Linked DNA regions of Homo sapiens: regions 1, 2 and 3 are each linked to region 4. The links are chromatin loops, found by intact Hi-C in ENCODE. Cell type or tissue: gastrocnemius medialis. All regions are shown on one strand.

The links. A loop is a pair of places that touch in the nucleus more often than their neighbours do. Peaks named below come from ENCODE experiments on the same cell type or tissue, not always from the same donor. Only the 100,000 strongest peaks of a DNase experiment are listed, where the experiment ranks them.
Region 1: it touches region 4 in a loop (10-fold over the local background); 5 of 110 quality-filtered maps call a loop at or near these places.
Region 2: a loop joins it to region 4, with 1.9 times the contacts of the local background. A loop is called at or near these places in 3 of 110 quality-filtered maps.
Region 3: a loop joins it to region 4, with 5 times the contacts of the local background. A loop is called at or near these places in 3 of 110 quality-filtered maps.

What each region holds. Positions count from the first base shown.
Region 1 is chr13:44,731,985-44,736,984 of GRCh38, forward strand. No RefSeq gene overlaps it. Among named protein-coding and RNA genes, the nearest start is that of LINC00330, 75 kb to the right of the region's middle. In gastrocnemius medialis, no CTCF peak of the experiment used is centred here; DNase peaks (open chromatin) are centred at 707 and 2,507; H3K4me3 peaks cover 727 bases; H3K27ac peaks cover 3,472 bases.
Region 2 is chr13:44,750,391-44,755,390 of GRCh38, forward strand. No RefSeq gene overlaps it. Among named protein-coding and RNA genes, the nearest start is that of LINC00330, 57 kb to the right of the region's middle. In gastrocnemius medialis, no CTCF peak of the experiment used is centred here; no DNase peak of the experiment used is centred here; H3K27ac peaks cover 2,868 bases.
Region 3 is chr13:44,929,376-44,934,375 of GRCh38, forward strand. No RefSeq gene overlaps it. Among named protein-coding and RNA genes, the nearest start is that of TRE-TTC2-1, 14 kb to the left of the region's middle. In gastrocnemius medialis, no CTCF peak of the experiment used is centred here; a DNase peak (open chromatin) is centred at 2,086; H3K27ac peaks cover 4,132 bases.
Region 4 is chr13:44,867,841-44,872,840 of GRCh38, forward strand. The region is part of intron 3 of LOC105370187 (a long non-coding RNA gene); the gene reads right to left. Among named protein-coding and RNA genes, the nearest start is that of TRE-TTC2-1, 48 kb to the right of the region's middle. In gastrocnemius medialis, a CTCF peak has its summit at 2,656 (motif pointing left); a DNase peak (open chromatin) is centred at 2,741; H3K27ac peaks cover 5,000 bases.

The DNA of each region.
Region 1 (5,000 bases), 140 kb before region 4:
AAAAGCCTTCCTTATTTTGAACTCAGTTTTGTTTCCTTCTAACTTGTGTTCACAGGTCCTAGTTTTGCCCTTCAAAAGATACACAAAGAAAATTGAATCCCTTCGCCCATGTCAGTGCTCCACTTATTTTAGGACAATTTCCAGGTTGTCTCTAGGACTTTCCCTTTCTGTGCTATGAAATGAGGCCTGAGGACACGTGCCGAGTGCCTACGGGCTGCTTGAGACGGGAGATACCTTTTGTCCATTCATTCTTCATCTCATGCTGACTGAAGCCTTAATGCCACTCACTCCACACAATGGCGCCTGCCTGGAGAACTGGGTGAGAGGGTCGTTCATCTTCGTAGTCTCACCCCGTAGCAGGAGGGACTGGCAGAGCCTCCTAGATGCCACCCCTCCCAGGCAAAGCTTCAGCCTGCACCCCTGGACCAGGGCTAATAACATCAGCCACTGGCCACTTGACATGTTGCTGAGAGATTTCCCAAACACACATTCCCATCTTAGCAAATTAACTCCAAGAACACAGTGAGGAAGAAGATAAGTTAAAGGAGAGATGTCTAAATGAGAAACTAAACTCGGTCTTCCTGAGACAGCCAGTGCCGACGGCTTGCGCTGGGTGGAAAGGTGAGATTTCATCACTGCTTCTCCCCAGGGCTGGCAGGGGCAGATCAAGTTGCCTCTCACTCCGGCCCCACCCTGAGGAATGGACTCATGGACACTGCAGGGCTTTCTCTCCTCTGATATCTTTGAGTCAAGGCGCCGTGTTGACCAAGTGGGTCAGATAAAGGACTACAAAGCCATTGTCCGAATTGCCCAGGGAGGATGTGGCCAACATTCCTAGGTGTGTTTGGAAATATGGCTGAGACAGTAGGTGCCAAGTGAGAGACGCTGGCAAAGTAAGCCTACATTTGGAGACCAGTGGTTCCCTGCTGTCACAGGGGACTTCGGAATAAATCCCTTCCAACCCACTAGCACACACGCTGCCACACACGACCATAGATGGTGAATCCTGCACTCCCAACTCTCTCCCGGTGGCTTCTACAACAGGATGTTGTTTATTACAATAGAATTAATCTGCTTTTCCAGAATTTAGTAATCCATCAATTGACAAACTTCCCTGATACATACTTTTAAGATTCTAGAAAAATTCAACTCATTATTATACATTATTCACTTCCCAAATCAGTGAAAACTGCATGTGATATGTTATAACCATAAAATTATTACATCAAGCACTTATGGACAAAAGTTAAGTCACAAAATAGGTGGAAAGAAGAAAACAATTATATTAGAAGACTTAACCTAAGGAAGTATGAAATTTAGCTCTGAGCTTCTGCAGTAAAATAGAAAAGAGGCAGGCGGATCACTTGAGGTCAGGAGTTCGAGACCAGCCTGGGCAACATGGTGAAACTCTGTTTCTACTAAAAACACAAAAATTAGCAGGACGTACTGTTGCATGCTTGTAATCCCAGCTAGTTGGGAGGCTGAGACGTGAGAATCCCTTGAACCCAGGAGGCAGAGGTTGCAGTGAGCGGAGATCTTGCCACTGCACTCCAGCCTGGGCAACAGAGTGAGACTCTGTCTCAAAATAATAATAATAAATAAATAAATAAAATATAAAAGGGAATAAAAGCGACATATGTGCCATTATTTAATGCAAGAGAGCATACAAATTCATCTGGAGAAGTTGCCTTGATACATTTCAAGTAAGGATTGTTTATAAAAATAGAATTTAGAGGGCTGGGTGCGGTGGCTCACGCCTGTAATCCCAACACTTTGGGAAGCCGAGGTGGGCGGATCAGAGGTCAAGAGATTGAGACCAACCTGGCCAATATGATGAAAGCCTGCTTCTACTAAAAATACAAAAATTAGCTGGGCGTGGTGGCATGTGCCTTTAGTCCCAGCTACTCGGGAGGCTGAGGCAGGAGAATTGCCTGAACCCGGAAGGCGGAGGTTGCAGTGAGCCAAGATCGTGCCACTGCACTTCAGTCTGGCAACAGAGTGAGACTCTGTCTCAAAAAAAAAAAAAAAGAATTTAAATTTAAATATAACTTTTTAGGGATTAATCTACTATGTATAGGAGACCTATCTGTATATGTGAGTGTATCTCTGTGTATGCATAGAAGTACATATCTATTGTCTATAGTCTCTTTTTGTATATATATTTCAGAGATTTAAAACAAAACAAAACCGCTAGGAACCTTTGCAAGACCTCATCTGTTTCAGGTTATGGGAATGGCTGCCTATAACAGGAAAGAATCTGGCAGGAGGTTGGGGTATGGTAATCTCATATCCCCCAGGGCATCTGCACACTCACTCTGTCTTGCTAGGTAGCTGAGCTGATGCTACACAAGCCTGGCTGTTTCAAAATCTAGGGCCCTTGTCTGCTAGTGGGGTGAATGGGGACTCAGTCTTGCTGCTCCAAGGCCAGGATCCAGGTGCTTGTGGAAAGCTCTTTGGCACCCAGATGTCCTGCCCCAGAGTGTTGCTGTCTAAACTTACCTGTGGGCCAAGCCTGGCATATGACTGGGTGCCTGCTCAGCTCCCATTTGGCACTCCAGCTCCCTGCTGGCCCTGGAACCCTGCCCCAAACCACAGCTGCCTGGCTTGGGGCCTGACAATCTGCCTCCTCCTTGCTGGAATAACCTCTCTCTCTCTCTCTCTCTCTCTCTCTCTCTGGAGGGCAGGAACTGGTCACCATACCCTTCCCTCGGCTGCTGAGAGGGGTCCTGCTTCCACCCTGATGGCCTAGACAGGCCCCACCCCCATGAAGCCACCTGCCTGTGGTGAATGTTCCTCTGTTCGGAAATCCTAACTATCCCATGCCTCCTGCATGTTCCATCTCTCTGATTAAACCCCCTAGAAGGTTAGACCCAAGTACACCAAACCCCTGAGGAGTCATGATGTTGATTCCAGGCTGTCCTTAGAAGCAGCTCAGGCCAATCCTGGGTCCTCCCCTCTTCCCACTGACCCACTGTCTAAAAAGGTCATGAAAGCAGATGGATGTCTCACCTTCCCAGAAGATGGTCCATGTGGAGGGTGCAGCCAGGTCCCCTAATATCAGGAGCGTGTTGTTTGTACGATGATGACTATAGAGGGGCCTGCTCCTCTCTCCCACAAGTTGAATCAGGAGGGTTTTCAAAAGGGTCAAAAGTGAGCACATTGCATTGGAGTGAACAAGGTTTGCTGCCCCGCCTGGCCATGCTGCTGTAGAGTAATGGAATGTTGCACCATCACTCCCACCTTGGGAAGGACAGGTAAAGGCCCCCTCTGGTCCTATCCTTTAAGGTGGGGAGTGCCTGAGAAAGAGCTGAAATATTTCCTGACTCTCAGGGGCATGCTATAAGAGGAGAACACTTTGGGATCAGTTCTCAGATAAACCCAAGGTTGGGGGCAGGGAACGGTGGGCTGTAACAGCCAATCATGTCCCATGGAAGCAGAGTTTCCTGGTGCCCCCAGCAATGGGCACTGCTGGCCAAAAGGAGTTGTGATCTTTGGGGCGTCATCAGGAAACCCTGCCTAGTCCAGCTTGTGGGGTATAAGATCCCTGAAGCTGAGGGGTCCTAGATAGTACCAACCACCAAGGTAACCACAGCTGGTGACTGCCATATGTAGCCCCATCTGCTTGAAAGAAAGAGATGTCTGTGACTGAGCAACATCAGGCTGTCTGAAGCAGTTCTGCAGTGTCTGGCTTATAGTGGGCACTCAGTATACATCCACAGCTTCCACCCTCCGGAGACCCATGAAGCTGACACGAAGAGAGGAGGATGCCCCTCCTGGGGTTGGCAGATACCACGCGGGGGCAGCCCAGGGCTCCTTTGGGTGAAGTGGAAATTTGCCCCCTCCCCCATACCTCCTGCTGAGGCCATGTCTCTGGGAGGGACTTTGAGAAGCCATCACCAGTTTTCTCTAGGTTCTTGACTCTACCTTCCAGTAAAATATTCCTATGGAAACTGAAGAGACAGGAACTTTAGGGTTTGCCCGTGGAGGCCGAGGCCAACTGTGAGAAAAAAAGCCTTGTTGGGTCACTGCGGTTTTGCTCTTCAAAGCACTGAAACCGCTTTAGCCAGGGCCTCTCTTTTCTAACTTAAGTTGCAAGTGCCTGGATATTTATTTTCAGTTTGTGATTAAAAAGTAGATAAAATGAATAAATAGTGAACCACATGTCTTAAATGACCTTCAAATAGAGTAGTAACAAAAAATAGTTATATAAAGATATACATCTCATTTTAAATGTGCCAGAAAGATAACCAAAATAGAAAGAAAATTCATTATTCAGGCCAAACAAGACAAGGAGTGATTATGGACAACTTAGTTATTTTCTTAAAGGAAGAATGACAGATGCACTGAAGCCCCCACCTGCAGTTTTTTGGCTGGGGTGCTTTAAGATGGGGAAATACAAAAACCAGACTCTCCTGGCCCCTTTTCTCTAGAGCTACAAAAACTCCAGCACTGACTCTGTGTATCAGCTGAGGTTTCTATTGAGAAGAGGCAGCTGTGTGGCAAGCAATTCTGGGTCGAGGGCTGTGGAGGACTGGAGGCCACTGCCTTCACCATGGCTCAGAGGCCAGCTGCTGGGGAGCCACAAGGAGAGGGGCCCAGGCATGTGGACAGTGGTCACAGGAGAAGCTTCTGGCAGGACAGGAGTAAAAGGAACAAGGTAGTTATTAAACAGCAAAAATAGTTTCAAAGCAATTATGCTAATTGTTTTAGTCTGTTTAGGCTACTGTAACAAAATGCCTTAGACTGGGTGGCTTCTAAACAACAGAAATTTACTGCTTACAATTCTGGAGACTGGGAAGTCCAAGATCAAGACATCAGCAGATTTGATGTCTGATGAGGGCTTGCTTCCTGGTTCATGGTTCACAGATGGCACCTTCTTGTTGTGCCCTCACATGGTGGAAGGGAGAGGCTAGCTCTCTGGGGCACTAATCTCATTCATGAGAGTTCCACTCTCATGACCTAATCATTGCCCAAAGCCCCCAGCTCCTTATACCATCACC
Region 2 (5,000 bases), 120 kb before region 4:
GGGAGAAAAAATTGAGTATTTACAAAAATGTAGCTTTGAAGGAATTAGGAATTTTAAAAAGTCATCTAGTCAATAATTAATGCTTATAATCAAAACAGTAGATGATGCTTTTATATTGGGAATGAGATGTCAGGCAAAAAAATAACTTTGAACATACTACTGGTTTCTGTGGATTTCTAAATGGGCTATGCTACTATACTCATGTACCTATAGACAGGTGTCTCAAATACTTTCCACAGCTGGTGAAGGGTTTCAGAGTTTCACAATTAATACATGGAGAAGAGAGCTTATTAAAGGAGCCCGGTCTAGGCCCAGTTGGCACCTCTGCCAAGGGCAAAGATAGTATCACAGATGGTTCTATCTCCTGACACATTCCTAGTACTCCAGGAAGGAGCACTGTGCACACCTATTAATCAGGGAGGTCTTCATGCTTCTATTGTCAACTCCAACAATGCATCTACTTGGACTCTGCTCTCCTGTCTTTATTATAGTCATAAGTGCATAATGTTGCTTTTGAAATTCCACAACTATATTGCAATTTTTACAATCTAGTATAACCCAGCAGGTACCCAAGTTTAACAGACAGTTTCACATTAAATACTGTTAAAGGTATAAAATATTACTTAAATTATCAAATGAGTCTTTTTGACAATATAATTGCAAGTTAAAGCCTCATTAATTTATGTGTTCATTTTTCTTCTTAAACAGGGGTGTCCAGGCCAGGCGCGGTGGCTCATGCCTGCAATCCCAGCACTTTGGGAGGCCGAGGCAGGTGGATCACCTGAGGTCAGGAGTTTGAGACCAGCCTGGTCAACATGGGGAAACCCTATCTCTACTAAAAATACAAAAGCTTAGCCAGGCATGATGGCGGGAGCCTGTAATCCCAGCTACTTGGGAGGCTAAGGCAGGAAAATCACTTGAACCCGGGAGGCGGAAGTTGCAGGGAGCCGATATAGTGACAATGCACTCCAGCCTGGGCTTCAGAGTGAGACTCTGTCAAAAAAACAAAAAACAAACAAACAAAACACCAGGGGCATCCAATCTTTTGGATTCCCTGGACCACATTGGAAGAAGAATTGTCTTCACCCACACATAAAATACACTAAATACTAACTATAGCTGATGAGCTAAAAAAAAAAAAATCTCATAATGTTTTAAGAAAGTTTATGAACTTGTGTTGGGCTGCGTTCAAAGCCATCCTGGGCTGCACGTGGCCCACAGGCCACAGGTTGGACAAGCTTGTCTTAAGACATTAGTGCCTTTTGAACAATGGGCTTAAGATGGTAGAACTTTCTAGAATAGAGCTCCTCATAGGGTTGTTCTACAACATTTAAATTAGATTCTTCCTGAGGCAAACTGGTCACCTGATCACCTTAAAGCATCTCTGGGACTCTCAATGCCCAAAATTCTTGTGCTCTGAGTTCTGAATTTCATGTGGGTATTTTAAGCAGCTGTGCCTTTATAATGATATAAATGCCACACTCCTCACAATGGCTAGCTTTTCAGCATAGTAAATGTCATCTCTGGTTTTCTTTCTCATAAAGAACATTTCCACATGAAAATTGCCACCTTTGGGCTATGCTTTTTGCTAAGTTCAGACCTTATATGTAATAGGGGTAGGCTCTTACTTATATCATCTAATTTTTCAGGGCTCTAAAAAAAATTCATAAAACCTCCATTGACTGGTAATGACAGATGAGTTCTAAGACCAAATTCAGGTTATGCAGGAAAAGGTGCTATAGGGAAGGCGTTGAACTCTGCTATAATGCAATTACACCAGGAAGAAAAATCTGAACTGTTGACAGTCATTTGTACCTTCCTGAGAATGAAACTCCAAAAGCAGAGGGAAAGCAGGAGAGGAGAGAGAATCAACAGGACACGCGCACCCTGTGAGGAAGAGTTATGCGGTAAGGGGAGGTCAAAGACCTTCACTGTTGTGGCTAGCGATGAAAATAAAACAACATGTTACCAGAACGGAATTGTCCAAGAGTATTCCAAGGTTGGAACTGAGATCATCGCAGGACAATGACTGCCCATTCTTCCTGGCCCCAGCACTTATTGCAGCACTTGGAACATAGTGACAGCTCAGCAAATGTTGGCATTTTTAATGAATAACTATTTGTTGTGTGTGTGTGTGTGTTTTTTTTTTAGCAATTAAGAAAAACCTCTTTACACTGACAAGATATAATTCTCTGGGCCAATAATTTTAGGAACAGAGACATTTGAATCAAAGGTGTGAAGAAATGAACACGTTTTTTGCTTTCCCTTCATGAGAGCCTAGGTTCCAAACATGCTTCCCTTGATTGAACAAGCTGAACCAATCCAGATGGCCTGGGGGATAGTAGGTGAAAATAGTAGCAACCAGAGCTTGTTTTAGAGTATTTTCTCATTGCATTTAACGTTCAAAAGAAAGCTCACAGTCACTTCCCTTACAGAACACCCCCATCACACAACGACATACACACGCATACACAGGTCCGTGGATGTCTCCCTTTAATAATATTTTACAGCTAACAAAGAGATTGTGTATGCCAGGAAATGGAGGCCCAGAGAGGTGAGGTGAAATGCCTCTACAGTCCCATCTAGAATATGACAATATTTCTTAAACACAAGCCCAGTGTTTTCCCCAATGTACAAATAATAAAATTCTAGAAATACTGTCTGGATGCACAGTCCCAATCTACCTAGGTTTCTGTACATCTCATAATAGCAATAATGCTAGAAATCTTGAAGTGAAAGTTTTATTTTATTTTTTATTTTTTTGTGGAGATGGGGTCTCAATATTCCTGGCCTCAATCAATCCTCCCACCTCAGCCTCCCACATTGTTGGGATTACAGGTGTGGGCCACAGTACCTGGCAGAAAAGAAAGATATTTAAATGGAATTGAAGTAGGCTCTACTGGGCCCTTAATTTAAGGGGCACAGTGGGAGGTTAGCAGGAATTTCAAACAGTTCACCATGGTTTGCCTACTTTTCCATATTGTTGCTTCCTTCTGCTCAGTGACTGAGTCACAGTTGTTTCACCGCCTCATAACATGTTAAATTCCCTTTCATCTTAGGAGTACTCTGCAGTTGCCATTTGAGACTATGGTCTCGCTAATCAGAGCCAGAATTTGTCATCCGTCATTTGCTATGTGTCCTTATCTATTAATACTAGACTCTGGGAATATAGAAGGAGACTTCAGTGTTCTCCATGGTACTCAGATGTGAAGATCTATGTGAGGACTTCTCCATTACTGAAGGGTACATACCATGTATCATAAGATACCAATAACCAACAGAAAGGAGATAAAGTCACGGGTAAGCCTGAGGACAAAACCCTGTAACTGGTTGTAAATGTAACATAAGCAGGTTTCTCTTCTTCTCTCTTTAGATCAGAGGTTAGCAAACTTTTTCTACAAGAGGGCCTGATATTAAGTATTTCAGCTTTGCGGGTCACACCACCTATGTCACAAGTCTTTGATTCTACCATTGCAGCAGAAAACTACTTAGGCAATACAGAAATGAATGGACGTGGCTGGATTTGGCCCATGAGCCATAGTTTGGCAACCCCTGCTCTAGATGATAATCATAAATAACATTTTGAGTGCTATATACCAGGTACACTATCTTACTTAATCTTCTCAGCAATTCTATGAAGTGACTGCTCTTATTTTCATTCCCAGGTTACATATGTAAAGTTTAAGTCTTATATAGATTAAACAAAGCTGCTTCTTATCAAATAGCTAGAAATCTACATAACCAGGATTTTGATCCCTGGTTGGCTGTAATAAAAATCAAGGGCTATCCTTGATTCTTTAAAGGGAAGAGAGTTGCGGTGGTAATGCACAGAAAGGAGCTAACTGAGGGGGAGTTGGAAAAGAAGTTGGGAGATGGAAAGAGTATTGAACTGCTAATCTTTGGTTGATGTTCATTCCTCCGAGCTGGACTTGCGATGTTCCATCACCTCCTTTGAGACAGGAGATGCCATGAAGTCAGTCTTGCCTACTCCCAAATTCTGTATGCAGGTAGGCCGGCCTTAGCTCTGAATCACTGTTATCTTATTACCTAGTAGGGCCATGGCTGTTGGGAAGAGTGAGTGGTGGCTCCAGTAGAGGTAACAAGCAGTATTTTGTAAGTGAAGAGTGCTTTACAGTTCATAGACTTCCACTGAGTTCTCATGGTGTCCTGTCTCTGCGCTTGGCTCTTGTTGTCCCTCTGTTTGGAAAGCTCCCCTTCTAAAGAATCCTCCTTCAAGGTCTTACTCAGATGCTTCCACTTCCATGATCCCTTCCCCGATGGCACCAGCCAGAATTCACGTTCCCTTTACTTGTGTCTGGATCACTCTGCTTCCCTGTCACCTAGATGATGTGAAACTTTCTATTTTTTGAGACAGAGTCTCACTCTGTCACCCAGGCTGCAGTGCAATGGCGTGATCTCGGGTCACTGCAACTCCGCCTCCCACGTTCAAGGGATTCTGTTGCCTCAGCCTCCTGAGTAGCTGGGAATACAGGTGCACACCACCATGCCTGGCTAATTTTTGTATTTTTAGTAGAAACAGGGTTTCACCATGTTGGCCAGGCTGGTCTTGGACTCCTGACTTCAAGTGATGCATCCACCTCAGCCTCCCAAAGTGTTGGGATTACAGGTGTGAGCCACCGCACTTGGCCAATGTGATACTTTCTATTGTGAACTGTATCTACTTTCCTCCTATGCTGGTCCATAAATTCCATGAAGGGTAGTAGGTGCCCACTAAATATTTGTTTACTTGAGTTCAGTTTAATTATCCTCATAATAACAACCTTGTGAAGTAAGCAGGACAGATGTTACCCTCTTTTTTAGATAAGAAGGCTGAGGATGAGAGCAACAGAATTACTTGTCTTGGGCATCCCATGAGAAGGTGTTGGCTAGAATCCTTGTGCAGTCTTTGACTCCTCATTGCAATGAAAACACGCTGAAGTTTTTAATTTCCTGGTGGTAATAGGCTTCCAATGTCTCTAATTATATATGGAGAAATTATG
Region 3 (5,000 bases), 62 kb after region 4:
AGGCCAAAGCAGGCAGATCATGAGGTCAGGAGTTCGAGACCAGCTGGCCAACACAGTGAAACCCCGTCTCTACTAAAAATACAAAAATTAGCTGGGTGTGGTGGCAGGCACCTGTAATCCCAGCTACTCGGGAGGCTGAGGCAGGAGAATCGCTTGAATTCGGAAGGTGGAGGTTGCAGTGAGCCCAGATCATGCCACTGCACTCCAGCCTGGGTGACAGAGCTAGACTCCATCTCAAACAAATCAAAAAACAAAGCAAAACAATAAAACAACAAAACAAAAATTTATAAGTTCTGAGTGTTTACTCTCTGTAATTTTGATCTCCTCTGAAATCCTCTGTTGAAGATAGAAACCCATCATCTGCCTGGAACTCAGCCAATGGCCAGAAAGGATACAAATAATAAATACCACTTCTCATTTGCATACTGCTTTATAGTTTACAAATCAGTTCATGTGAAAGTCATGTGGGCCACAAATGGTGGGTGAGGCATAATCAAACATCTGCCAAGTTCTTTCTCTTACAATATGGCAGTCATTAACAGGGTGGGGGACAGACACGGGAATTTGCGCAGTTCTCTGCAAAGCCCATAAAATTGTATGCAATCTTAAAAAGTAGCCAGTGGGGCCATCTTCCCTGCAGCATATGAACATGTTTCTTTCTGCCTCCTTCCAGCATGCTCTACAAAATAGTCCTGGTAATCGCCCATGTTACCAAGTCAGCTGTCCATGGCTGCTCCCTTCCCCGACCTAAAGAAAGATTCAAGTTCAAGTTAATGCTGGAGGACCCCTAGGCAACTGCCCAACTCCCTCCCAGGCCACTCCCTCCTCCCACTTTCTAACCTGTAGTCAAATAGCCTTTTAAAATCCTGTGCTGATTATTTTTTATCCTTTGGGATGCTGGGACTGGGACTCTGCAGCCCAGGCTTATTTTGGCAGCTGGCTGTCTCTGTTTGGCTCTGCCAGGAGGGGTACTAGAGGAAGGGAGCTGTTGGCTTCCTGTTCCTAAGAGTGACCATGATCACACCACCTCATCCCGGCAGCAGCAGTTGCTTCCAGTGTTTCCACCATTTCCAGAAGCAGCCTCACCACCTCCTCCCCATCTCTCTCTGCTCAGAGACACCAGCACCTACTGGCTGGCATCCCCTCCTCAGCATGAGGCATCGGGGCCAGCCAAGCGGGACCTTCCTAGCCCAGAGGGCTGAGTCCTCACCCTGCAGGGCCCTGCTCCAAGCCCCTAAGTTTCAAAAAATATTTTTTCTGACTTTTGTTCACCCAGCCCCAAGGGTGATTGCTGTTTCCTATTCTTCTTTTTTTTTTTATTTTTTGAGACAGAGTCTCACACTGTCACTCTGGCTGAAGTGCAGTGGCATGATCTCGGCTCACTGCAACCTCTGCCTCCCTGGTTCTAGTGATTCTCCTGCCTCAGCCTCCCAGGTAGCTGGGATTACAGGCGTGCCCCACCAGGCCCAGCTAAATTTTGTATTTCTAGTAGAGTCGGGGTTTCACCTTGCTGGCCAGGCTGGTCTCAAACTCCTAGCTCAAGTGATCTGCCTGCCTCCACCCCCCAAAGTGCTGGGATTACAGGTGTGAGCCACCGCACCACACCCAGCCTGTTTCCTATTATTCTTACCTCTGTGATACCTGAGTATCCCCACTTTGCCTTTCTCTTGCCTAATACCTGGCTAACAATCCTTTCTATTAAGTTATCTGTTGAAATTCCTATCGTGGTTTCTGTCTCCTGACTGAACTCAGACCAATACAAGTCCCTTATAGGAACTCTTTCCATCTGCCTTCTTATGAACAATTAAGAACACAGCTGCTGTTGCAATCTCCCAGGAGGTCTTTATCTTTATTAATTCCTGTTCCAGGGGCTGGTCCTCAACTTGTTAGGCTCAGAAATTGGCTGTGTCAGCAAAAAACAAAAGGGAATCTGTCCCTCATGTCACTGTCGTGAGGAGAGAGACATCTGGGCCAGCATGACCACAATTAGCCTGCCACAATTTCATGGATGCTGGGAGGCACAAAACCTCTGAGTCAGAGACAAACGGCTTTCTATTCATGGCCTTAGCAGTAGCCAGAGTCTCAGTATTTGTACTGGTTCCTCAAGCCCCAATTGCCACATGACACCGTGAAGAGGACTAGGTGACATCTGCATATGCAGTGGATCGAGTTGCATAGGGAACCCTGCTCTTAGGAAACGCATATATTTTATAATGGGCAGTAAGCCTGCCTGCCCTGTGCTCCATGGAGAGCCACCGTGTCTCTTTTCCAAGGCTGTGTGCTACACAAACATCCTTGAAAAGATAGTCCAGCACAAAGGAAGCGTGAGGGACCCTTGGAGAACTATCTCCCAACGCTCATCTAGAGCTTGCAAGTCAACATGGACTTCCAGTGAGGGTAATTAGTTGGATGATTCAATTGGTTTCCATAGCAAAGATCTATCTACAGGAACTAGAGTAATTGAGTCTTTGGGCCAGGGTCCCCCTGATCTTTTCTTATTTAGTGCCATTGTGACTCTCTGAATCTAGATTTTTTTTTTTTTATTTACAGCATACCAACTCCCCCCAATTTTTTTTTTTTTTTTTGGAGACAGTCTTGTGCTTTTGCCCAGGCTGGAGTGCAGTGGCGCGATCTTGGCTCACTGTAAACTCTGCCTCCTGGGTTCAAGCGATTCTCCTGGCCTAGCCTCCCCAGGAGCTGGGATTACAAGTGTGCACCACCACACCTGGCTAACTTTTGTATTTTTAGTAGAGACGCGGTTTTACCACGTTGGCCAGGCTAGTCTCAAACTCCTGATCTCAGGTGATCTGCCCACCCCTTGCCTTCCCAAAGTGCTGGGATTACAGGCATGAGCCACCACGCCACAATCCCTTTCTTATTGACATAGATATGGTTTGGACATTTAAGTATTGTTAGTCAAGCCTTGTTCTAGCCAGTAACCAAACTACCCTGTCTCTATAAAGTGAGTGCGTTTTCTGGACATTACCAGTTATGAGATTTAGAGGGCAGTCCTATTTCCAATTCGTTGGAAATCACCTTACTATCTATCCTTTGGCACCACCTATCCCCAATTCCATAAAAAGCCTTAGTTTAAAAATAAAATTGCTTTTGCTGTTTTTCCTTAATATAAAACTTAAAAAATTACTTTTATCTATAGATTGTATCTTTACAACACACATTGTGGTTTTTAGAATCTCAGGGAAAAAATGCTATCTTAAATGTTAGTAGACTAAGATTCTTGACCTCCTAAATCAGTGTCAAATGTGAGATCATAGCTGATGCCTGGCCTATGTAGTCAGCACTCAATAAATAGTAGTCGTACTGTCAGGACTCTGGAAAATAAGAGAAATGAATCTGAGCAAAAAATAGGAAATTATAAGAATAGCAGTATCTTCTAGAAACACGCAGGCAGAAATGCAGCCAAGTTTGGAATACCTACCCTGCCCTTGCCACTCTGTTTGTACAGTGTGACCCCATTCATTGCTGCTCATTCAGCTACTATGTGCCAGGCACAGTGCCTGAGGCCGGAACACAATAGGAACACAAACAGATACGGTTTTTTACATTGTAAAGCACAGAGGTTACAGTCTAGTGGAGAGAGACAAATCAAATTATCACGCAAGGAAATAAAAAACTGCCACTGTGGTAACTGCTGAGATAGGCAAGTACATGGTGCTGAGTGTGTATAAAAGGAGTGACCCACTGAGGGAGGTCAGCAAAGGCTTCCTGAGGAAGCGATGACCAAGCAGAGACTCAAGTTTAAGCAAGCAATAAGACAATAGGGAAACGAGAAGAGCTTTCCAGACTTAGAGAAGAGCAAACGCCTCCTGGCAGGCGGAAGCACACTGAGGAAGCATGGCTGGAGCTCAGGAAGATGAGGAGACCTGCCAGATCACAGTAAAACCAAGGTCACAGAACGAGGGTTTTGCCCACAGCTACACAACTTCTGGGATACTTTCCTTATACTACCACCTTCCTAGTCAACAGACTTCATTTTCTTTCCTCTCCAAACCTTCCCCTGGGACAGAGGTCCATCAGTTAATGCTCATTCCAGGGTAAAAAAGAAATCACGAAGTAGAACATGAAAAGGAAATGCAAAAACTTGAGCCACAAAAACTGGAGACCTCGCTATGGAATTTTTCTTTGTTGAGTGTGCCCAGGAGTCTTGGGGATGGTCTATGTCAGTGGTATTCAAAGTGTGGTCCCAGGACCAGCCACATCAGCATCTCCTAAACACTTATTAGAAAAGCAAATTCAAAGGCCCCACTCAAAACCTATGAATCAGAAATATGGGAGGTGGAGCTCAGCAATCTGAATTTTAACAAGCAAAAAGCCCCACAAAAAGGGTTCCTGTTGCACAGACAATAGTCTAAATCAGTGCTTCCCAAACCTGTCTGATCATCTGAAGCAACTGGGAGCTTGTTAAAATATTCCTGGGCCACACCCCAATACCTACAAAAATTGAAATCTCAGGGCAAGGCTTGGGAATCTATATTGAGATGATCATCCTGGTTTGAGAACCACTGGTCTATATCAAAGTAACACATTGTCTGACACAGTGAGCAATTAATTCCAAGTGTCATTTGTCCTTGCCAAGTAATTAAGGGTAGTAAGTACCTCAGGCTCTGCCAGTCCAACTCAGTACATTATTTGATTTATATCTTCCATCTCCTTAGCTCTTCCCAATTTTAAAACAATATAAGACACTTCCAATTTTGACATTTGTTGAGAAATTTCTCCTTGTCTCTCAGTCTTATATCATCACAGCCACCACAAACTGTATGAGACTTAATAAGTGCTTACCAAATTCAAGCATTATGCTTTTAGCTGCAGTCTAAAAATCTGTTCTGGAAAATATCCCTTTCAAAATATCAAAAAGAAAATCATCCAGCCTTGTAATACAAACAGGCACCCAATTCAGAACTTTTTTCTCTGCCTCTGCGAGGAAATGGATTTTCTACTATCGTGACTCAGTATTTTTTATTTATTTATTTATTTAT
Region 4 (5,000 bases):
CGTCCTAACGATCTGATGTTTCTAAAGGCTTCTTCCATCCCAGACCCCAGATTTAGCTTAGAGCAGGGGAGGAAATAAGGGTCAGCCAACTTCCTATGACCTCCGTGTCCCTCTGCCTCACTTACACATCAGCAACCTCAGCAGAAGTCTCCCGGCCGTTCTCTTCCTCACACCCCTCCTCCCTCAGGGCTGACTCCACAGCCTCAGCCTGAACCAGCACAGGCAAGGGAGGAAACGTCTGGACAGTGTGCCGAAGGAGCTCTAATGATTCAAGTTCTCCAGGCATAGTTCTTGATATGCTAGATTAATTTAGGAATTTCTTCCTCTCACCGCCCTCCCTTCCTCATTCCCGTAAGCCAGTAGTCTGGCTAAGGATTAAATCTAAAATATTTTTTTAACAATTAAAACTGACCAATTGCTTTATTGATCTATTGGCTATCTGCCTTTCACTCGAAGCTCCCAAAACCCATTGCTTCTTTGAGTGCCAAGCCCCCAGGCTAACAAGGTTTATAGGCTATGGAAACACATCTGAAAATATTTCTAAAGTACACTCTGATTTCTCTAATATAGAAATATGTATCAACTGAGAAGTAAAAAAATGGAGGGTTACACTAGAGTCCAGGACAATCTGAAACCAATCTGAAAAGTGGTTAAAGCAGCTTCTAGCAAAGCCCCGAACCGGAAGGGAAATTTCTCTACCTGTGGTACGTTACTCACTTCTCACAATAAGCCACAGACATTGGGCAGGTCAGGAGGGAGTGTTTTTAGTCACAGGCTGTGAGAACATTTCATGAGAAGGTATTAGAAGCTATTAGGCTTCTTGTTGCTACTCTTCTTGACACTTACAAATCATGTAAAACCCCCCATCATAACCCATTGCCATCATTTAGTTTCTGAATGCATTTGGCTGAATGTGCTGTGTACTTGAATTTAAAAGCAAGGGAGCTTTTCCTTTGAGATACTGTGAGGCAGCAGGGTTTGGTCTATGATTAAAAATCCAATTCAAAGCCCCATCATTCAGGGGCCAAATGATCTTGTTACATAAAAGGGCTTTTAACAGAATTGTGCACATCTTAATTATGGGAGGACTGGGATAGGGTTTGGTACCAACCTCCACTTAAAGGGCACGATAAAGAAGGAGCCCTGGAGCAGTGAGGGCCAGAACCTGTAGACGTGGCGGGGTCGGTGGGGAAGAACAGAAGGACGCATATCCTCTTCCTTGAGAGGAGCCTTTTGTGGCAGGCCACAGCCCAAGCCATAGGAGGCAGGAGAAACTGGGCACACTGTTCAATTTTATTTTTAAGGAAAAAGGAAAGGAGATTTCAAAGATTCAACAGCACTAATGGGTCAGTTTCTTCAAGCTGGGTTGATAAGATGTGCCTGGGGTCTTGCCAGGGAGAGGTCCCTGGGCAGTGCCCACAATTCATCCTCCCACGAGTTTGTTCTGTCTGTTGTATTTTGTTTGTTTGTTTGTTTGTTTTTAAGACAGAGTCTTGCTCTGTTGCCCAGGCTGGAGGGCAATGGCGCAATCTCAGCTCACTGCAACCTTGACCTCCCAGGCTCAGGTCATCCTCTCACCTCAGCCTTCCAAGTAGCTGGGACTGCAGGTGTCGCCACTACACCCGGCTGATTTTTTGTATTTTTGTGGAGACAGAGTTGCGCTGTGTTGCACATGCTGGTCTTGAGCTCCTGGGCTCAAGCGATTTGCCCACCTCGGCCTTCCAAAGTGCTAAGATTACAGGCACGAGCCACTGCCACAGCCTTTCTGTTGTCTTTCTAGTACAGTGTGGAATGTGTCACACAGGATTATTTAAAAGTCTGCCAAACCGGCCAGGCTTAGTGGTTCACGCCTATAATCCCAGCACTTCAGGAGGCTGAGGTGGGCTCATCACCTGAGGTCAGGAGTTCGAGACCAGCCTGGCCAACAGAAATACGAAACCCCATTTCTACTAAAAATACAAAAATTAGCCAGGCGTGATGACGGGTGCCTGTAATCCCAGCTACTTAGGAGGCTGAGGCAGGAGAATCGCTTGAACCTGGGAGGCACAGGTTGCAATGGGCCGAGATTGCACTGCTGCTCTCCAGCCTGGGCAACAGAGCAAGACTCTCTCTCTCTCAAAAAAGTCTGCCAAACAATGTTGGTAGTAGTGATGCTCAGTAACATACTGATAAGTGAAAAAAAAAAGCAGTTAACAATACAGTATATATTATATCATTCTAATTTTGTTAAAAGCATTATGCAGATATGCTTTACATATGTGAGTATGATGCTAGAAGAAAATGCACAAAAATCTTAGAGTGTAATACTCATGTGTGATTTTAAAATGTTTCCTTTTTTTGTATTTCTCAATTTTCTACAATCGATATGTGTTGCTTTTATTATCCTAAAAACAAAGATTAATTAAAGCAAAACGTCAGGTCAGCCTCTTGCTAGGGAGAACAAAGTTTAAATTCCCTCTTCTCCTCCTCCTTTGGCAGATGATTCCGTCTTCTAATGAATTGAAACCAAACTCTGCAGAAGAGAAGTGAGGGGATAAGAATTTCTGGGTGAACTTCTCTACACACGGGTAACCAAAGGGTTAGTGGGGCTGCAGAGGTTGGCAGGTCCCGTGGGTAGGGATGGGGCGGGTCCCATGTTGCTGAGAAACCTGCTCTTCTCTTTGGGGGCTGCAAGGCACTCATCCAGGGCCCTCTGCTGGATACAGAGGTTGTCCTCACAACCTCTGGGTCTGGGTGACCAGGGAGATTTGAAAACAGGGCAGGTGGCCAAGATCCTGGGCAGGACTAGTTGAGTCTTTGAGGTGTCAGGTGGGAAGCAGAGAGAGTGAAGTCACAGGCTGTGTTTTCTCAGCACAGCCAGTTCCATTTGGCAGGCAGGTGTGGAGGACAGAATGTCCACAGTTCCTGAGAGCACAGCAAGCCAGCTGGGCGCGGGCAGCTTCCACAGCCATCTCCCAAGGACAACATCCTGCCCAAAGGCAGGCTTTCAGAGAGGTCCCCGCCCCTGACTCCAGGTATTATGGTGTAACAGAAGGAGCTCGGCCTAAGTCAAATGAGTTACCTTCTAGCTGTGTGACCGTGAGCAATGGCTGAACTTCCTGAACCTGTACTCTTATCTGTAAAAATGGGAATAATATAGTAACAATCCCACTGAGTTGTTGGGAGTTTTAATGAGAATGTGTATATTAAACACACTCTGTAATTGTGCCATAGTAAACAAAGCCTTGTTATTCTCATAAGGAGACAGGAGCCTAACCTTCTGCGCCCCTATTCTCCATCAAGGCAGGACCTGATTAGGCAAAGGTCACAGTCGTGAGCCATCTGAACAAAGAAGCCCCTGTCCACTTTTGCCATCTCCTCTGCCACCCTCTCCTACACATGCCAGCTTCCAGCAGAGCATGCACTCATGGTCTGCTCCCATGAGAATGATGGGCACTAAACGTTGTGGAAGGGGTTAAATTAGAAGTTTTCTGCTGGGTAAAGTGGCTCACGTCTGTAATCCCAACACTTTGGGAGGCCAAGGCAGGAGGATCACTTGAGGCCAGTAGTTTGAGACCAGCCTGGGCAACATAGAGAGACCCCATCTCTACAAAAATTAAAAATACAAAAATTAGTCATGTGTCTGTAGTCTCAGCTGAGAGTCTGAGATGGGAAGATCACCTGAGCCCAGGCGTTTGAGACCAGCCTGGGCAACATAGGGAGACCCCCATCTCTACAAAAAATTTAAAACTTAGCTGGGCATAGTGGCACACACCTGTAGTCCCAGCTGTTTGGTAGGCTGAGGTAGGAGGATCACTTGAGCCCAGGGAGCTGAGGCTGCAGTGAGCTATGATCAAACCACTGCACTCCAGCCTGGGCAACAGAGCAAGACCCCAACTTGAAAAAAAATTAGAAGTTTCCACTGAAACACTGAGACAACAGACAGTAGACACTACATTAAGTTGTGAAGCAAACCAGCCTGGAGCCCTAGCAAAGGTGGGGATTGCCAAGAACAGTCCAGAAACTCAGATCCTCCTACTGTGGAGGGTATGAGGGGACTCTAGGAAGAGGGATTTGGGAGGACAACTTTTGAAGAATCCCTTGTTTGCTGAGTCCCACTCTCCCTAAAGAGAAAGGACAGAGGTTGGGTCCCCGTCTACCTCAATGCAAGAAAGCAGAGCTTTAAGGAGACCACCTGGAGATTGATGTGAATCCCTTCCAGTTTGGGGACAGGAACAGGGAAGGCTGGTGTCTGTCTCCAGGTGAGAAGTCTGAAGAGCACAGGGAAGCCTGGATAGGTGCTCCCAAGCAAGGGAGAGCTGCTGCATTGGGAAGGCACTGCCCTCCCAGGATCTACTGGGGCAAAATGTGTCTAGAAGTTCCCAGGGCCCCACTCTGGGTAGGGCAGGAGGAGGCTGTGTGGGGCTTCAAGCTGCTGTCCGCCCGAGAGCTAGAGGCAGACTGCTGGGACACGAGGGGCTGGGAAGGTCAGACTAGAGCTGCTTCCGAATTCCTGGGGATAAATGGAGGGGGTGGGAGGAAGGCTCCCAAGAACCCACAAAAGCTCCCAGGAGAAAACAAGTCAGCTCTGAGCCCCTGGCAGCACGGAGAGGACGAAGCCAGTTATGACCATGTCTGAGGCGGAAGAGCTTCCCGTCGCCCTCATCTCCCTCCCCACACCCCAACCCAGGGCAGCTCAATCGCTACTAGACCGTGAGGAAGCGAGCATGGAAGGAGGTGAGCAAGGAAGAGAAAGGAGGCGACCCCATGCAGATTGTTGACCATGGCCAGACCGCTGGACAGAGCAGAGGACTGCAGTGGTGACCAGTACATGAGCATGGAGATCTGATTTCTGAAAGTGAAAATGACTAAACAACATTGTATTTCCTTAGTGAATGCTTACCATTTGATGTTTCCTCGGCATCCATTTTAAATCTAGGTTTAACTTTCTTGTACCAGAAGCAGGGCTTAATCACCCTTGACACAGTTTCCAGCTCTCTGCCTCCTCCCAGGTCTTCAGT